Regions from separate parts of the Homo sapiens genome. Here region 1 is linked to region 2. The links are chromatin loops, found by intact Hi-C in ENCODE. Cell type or tissue: PC-3. All regions are shown on one strand.

Region 1 (2,500 bases), 260 kb after region 2:
CAATTAACAATAACCTCTGGGGTTACTAGGGGGCGGTGGGGGTGGTATAGAGCGCCGTTCGAGATCAGCCACGCGCCTGAGCCCCATTCTAATCCGCTTAGCTACTTCCGAAGACACCTCCAAAAATAAAACTTAAACTTTGTTCTAAAATAAAGACAAAATCCAGAAGGGAATGGTTTACCTGGAGCGTTTCGTAGTGGGATCTCTCATGACCATACATTCTCTAATTTCTCCAAATTTGCTAAAATAGTCTCTAAGGCTATCTGTAGAGAGAGAAAGAGAGAGATGGGGGGGGGAGAGAAGGTGTGGAAAAAAAAAGCAATGCAAATTTTGATCAAGGACAAAATCCAAAAGTAGTTTTCTGTTGTTATTCTGTTTTGTTTTTGCATTTTTTGCACACGCGGGGGAAATTCGGCAACAGAGGTCGCATAGAGGGCTCAGAAAGGATTTGCTATTTAAAAAAAATAACCTTGCACAGGAGAAGTGGGGAGCCAATGGCGGGGGGGGGGGGGCTCCTACACCGGGATAACAAAGAGCAATAAAGAAGCCAAGAAGGGGGGGACCCAGGCGTCCCCCCCTCCCTCCCTTACCTGGTGAGGTCTGCCAGCTCAGTCCACCGATAAACATTTTACTAGAGGGAGAAAACATAACAGAAGTGAGCACCGATGTCAGATCGGCCATTTTGACGTGTAACTTACAAAAGCTAAAAGGAAAGCGGGGGGGAGCGAGCGAGCGAGAGCCGGGAGGTGGGGTGGGGGAGAAGGTGACGGCGAAATGCAATCCAAAGGTGTGTAACTTCCACGGGGGGGGCGCGCGGGAGAGGCGGGGGGGCGCGGGAGATGCCCGGCTCCGCGCACCGCCGTCCCCGCCGCTGCAAGGAGAGCGAGCCCAAGGCGGCGCGGTGGGCAGCGGCTGGAAACTTACCCGGGGTCGTGCTGGGAGTCGTTGGCGCTGCCCGAGGTGCCTTGGCTCCCATTTGCCTCCATATCTGAGCCCCCCCGCCCCCCCACCCCCAAAAAACCAAGCCCCACAGCGATCGGAGCGGAGCGGCGGCCGGCTCCGAGCCCCGAGATCTCCGCTCCCTCCTCCCCCTCCTCCTCCCCCCCGCCCGGGCTCCTCCGAATCTCTCTGCGAGCGGCGGAGCCGGGGCAGCGGCGAGAGCCGTCACACGTGGGCTCGGCTTAGCTCAGCCCCGCTGCCTCGCACACCCCCCCGTCCCCGCCCCCCCGGCCCATCCCCACCTCTCCCCCTCCTCCTCCCCACCCCCATCTCCTCCTCCTCCTCCCCCTCCTCCCCGGCGCACGTGGGGCGGAGTTCTAGAACGTCGTGTAACCAATGCCGGTGACGTCACGCACCCCCGTGCGGCCCCCGCCTGCCCGCGCGCGCACACTCGGCCCCCCACGGCCGGACCCACAAGGGTGGCGCGCGAACCCCGCGGGCGGAGGGGACCCCGCCTCCGGGCCGGCAGGGCGCAGGGCGAGGGGGAGCGCACCCCGACTTCCCTGGATCACATGGGCTGCGGGGGGCGGGTGGATCGGGGGAGGGGAGGCGCGGGGAGCTTGCTGCGGCTCCTCACCCGGACCTGGGAGAAGACGCCCCCCACCCTCTCTAGTTCGCCCTCTCCATTCAAGTTTGCCGGCCCCTGCCGCCGAGATCCGGGAATGGCACCAGCCGCCCGCCCTCCGCTGTGCCCTGTTTCCAGCCACCGCTCAGAAATTTAGGTCAAGGACGTCGGGAGCAAACCCACACCCTGGCGCTCCTTTGGCGGCCCCCGAGACGCCCCAGGATCGGGGGGCTTCAGGATGGCGGAGACCCTCCTGCACAAACACCAGCCACAAGTTTTATTTTCCTTTTGCGCTGGAAGTTCTCTCTGGCTCTGGCTCCACACCGGCACGTCTTGCGCGGTTCCCCGCCCTTCCCCAGTAGAGGTACCAATCCGTGCCCGGGAAAGGTTATTTTGGAACTTTGAGAAACTGACGCGATTCCAGTGGCGAGAAAGTGCCGAAGAAAGGGTTTCCGCGTTAATCATACAGTGTTTTAAAAATGTAATAAGATAGGTTATAGGAGTCAAGGTCACATGATTGAGGTTCAAAGCAAATGTTTGTATATAACGAGAAGTACTTTTGGGGTGTCTCTGGGATGGATGGGAAGGGTGGTTATTTCAGGAAACCCCTGTGTAATCCGTTCGTTATATATTTTATTTCTCACCCAGCCTTTGTATGCCAGGATAGTAAAGTGCATGATACTGAAATAGCCCAAGACCCCTCACGACCTGCAGAGGTAGCTAGGGTGGCAGAAGGCTTCAGAATCACTCCCACCTTAGCAGCAGTAGTATTGTGCAGCACGGGTTCTGGCATACAGTAGGTGCTTAATAAATGCGGTTTCATACCTTCATGCACTGAAAACTCCAAAAAGACAATGTCTGTAGCCTTCCAAAGGCATCGCATGAAAGTTTCTCCGGCAGATTCCAGACTGCCCAAATTCGGGCTGGTTTCAATTT
Region 2 (2,500 bases):
CCAAAGCAGCTCAGCTTCCTTGTGTGTAAAAGGAACACGTGATCACTGTTAACCTTCACCCCAGCATTGAAAAGTAGAAACTATTGATACAACACGCAGGAAAGCATTTGGCCTGTGGCAAATGACTACCCTATGCTATTACCAGAATGCATTCCAGCCCCGGCATGCACAGATGCTCAACAAATATCTGTTGGATGAGGACTGCATAATGGGATAACAGACTTTGTATTGATAACTACAAAGTTGTGAAATCAGTACGGATGAGTGAGGTTTAACTTTGTAAGTGTACCCGGCTTGATGTACTGTGATGCAATGGGTCGCATGCAAATAAACCATCTTTTGGAAACACAGGGGGAATGGACAAACAAACCATTCCATTCCATTCCTACAATGGAATACAGCTGGTACACAACTGGTGCACAACTGACCAGAGGGATCATACCAAGTGAAAAAGTCAGTATCAAGGCTGTATTACATACTGTATGACTCCATTTCTGTGACATTCTCAAAACGACAACATTATTGTGATGAGGAACAGATCAGTGGTTGCCAGGAGTTAGGAGTGGGGCCAGGGTGTAACTATTAAGGAGAAACACAAGGAGTTTGTTGGGGTGATGGAACAGTTCTATTATATATCCTGATTGTAGTGATAGTTACTCAAATCTCCAGGTAGTACAATTTTAAAGAATTACACACAAATACACATGAAAACTGATAAGGTACCAACACTGGTTTCCTGGCTTTAACAAAGTACTGTGGTTATGGGAGTACTATCATTGTGGGAAGCTGGATGAAGGGTTCACAAGAGCTCTTTGTCCTATTTTTACAACTTCTTGTGAGTCCTACACTATTTTAAAATAAAAATGTATAATAATAATAAAAAGAAACCACAAGGGGGCTCATGATTTCAAGAAACCCCATGGCAGATCTGTTTATAATACAAACAACTATGCCCTCATTTCTGTTGATTTGGATAAAGTAGGCATAAATAAGGTAGGCATACAGTAGAAATATCTATCCCTTATCTGTTTCTTGTATTTGGCGCTGGCATACACAACTCTGAAATCTTATTCTGTCACATGAATACATGAATTGGTGGTCCACACTCCCCCATCGCTTCCTCTCCCTAGTCCTCAGGAAATTTCATATACAGCTCTGCATTCCCTACCTAGCGCCCACTAGAGGGATTAATACAAAAATAAGCGTCCAATAAGTGCGTACTGTTGAGTTTCAGGAAGATTTTGGAGGATAAAGAAAAGAATTCAGATAAGGCCAGGTGCAGTGGCTCACACCTGTAATCCCAGCACTTTGGGAGGCCGAGGCAAATGGATCACCTGAGGTCAGGAGTTCACGACCAGCCTGGCCAACATGGCAAAACTCCATCTCCACTAAAAAATACAAAAATTAGCCCAGCATGGTGACAGGCGCCTGTAATCCCAGCTACTCGGGATGTTGAGGCAGGAGAATTGCTTAAACCCGGGAGGCGGAGGTTGCGGCGAGCCGAGATCATGCCATTGCACTCCAGTCTGGGCAACAGAGCGAGACTCCGTCTCAAAACAAAACAAAACAAAATAGACTCAGATAAAAAAGAGCATCAAACCCAGTGGTTTCCAATCTTTCTATTTTGAGCCATTAGGCCTGTCTTTCATTTAATTTTTGAAACACAGACCTTAAATGTTTTGAGATCTTTCATACACCAAACTACTTACTTTTGAAGTATGGAAAATCATTTATCAATATTCATCCTGATCATCACTGGAGCTTTTTGGCAGCGTGAAGTGGCTGGGATGGGGTGTGTCGGGGTGCTCTGTGTAAGGCAAGCAGGCCTGACATTTCAGTTGGCCCATATGTGGTTTGGGGTGGGGTACCCATGGTGCCTGATAGATTTTTTGAGGTAAGGAAGTCAACTTGAGGACTCGGCATTCCTTCTGTTGACCCTGAGAGGTTGGAAATTTTTGGTCTACTCCTTACACCCAAATCATGACTCAGATCTTTGTAAATGAGTATTGACAGAATAACCAACCCTCCTACTTAATCCCTGAGCCACACAACACCCTAAGGGGGAAAAAAGAACGGAGAGGGAAAAACCCATATCTTCCCTTAAAAAAAAAAAAAAAAAAAAAAGTATCAATTCAAGCTGCTTCAAGACCCAACAAGTATGTTTTTCTTTCATTTATTTCTACATCAACACTCTGAAGGATAAAGATCTTTCTCATTTCAAGAGCTGTCAATTTGCTTTAGTGCCATGTTTTCATCTGTTTGAGGTAAAGAGGAATTACAAAGCAGGCAAATGAAATAATGCACTGCAATCTAACATATTTTGGCAATTCAAATTGGGACCAGGGAAAAAGGAAATTAAACAAGAATGACAGGCCCACAGCACACCTGTGCTGTACCCCACTGGTCCACCCCTGTCTTCCCTCCACTTGCTAACTTTATAACTTGATGAAGTCTTCAGTGCTTTGCTGAAAACTGTACTATTTGCTGCACCCTAATTCTT

What was found. Hi-C counts contacts between places; a loop is a spot of excess contacts. Peaks named below come from ENCODE experiments on the same cell type or tissue, not always from the same donor. Only the 100,000 strongest peaks of a DNase experiment are listed, where the experiment ranks them.
Region 1: it touches region 2 in a loop (3-fold over the local background); 18 of 110 quality-filtered maps call a loop at or near these places.

Annotation. Positions count from the first base shown.
Region 1 is chr17:57,255,229-57,257,728 of GRCh38, reverse strand. It overlaps MSI2 (musashi RNA binding protein 2), which reads right to left and starts at 1,206. Exons shown (of 14, transcript NM_138962.4): 1 at 925-1,206; 2 at 591-631; 3 at 182-263. The coding sequence starts at 986. It overlaps LOC101927510 (a long non-coding RNA gene), which reads left to right and starts at 733. Exons shown (of 3, transcript XR_007065860.1): 1 at 733-787. RefSeq lists a silencer at 1,022-1,651. In PC-3, no CTCF peak of the experiment used is centred here; a DNase peak (open chromatin) is centred at 1,288; H3K4me3 peaks cover 2,152 bases; H3K27ac peaks cover 428 bases.
Region 2 is chr17:57,514,275-57,516,774 of GRCh38, reverse strand. The region is part of intron 6 of MSI2 (musashi RNA binding protein 2); the gene reads right to left. Among named protein-coding and RNA genes, the nearest start is that of MSI2-AS1, 93 kb to the left of the region's middle. In PC-3, a CTCF peak has its summit at 1,199; no DNase peak of the experiment used is centred here.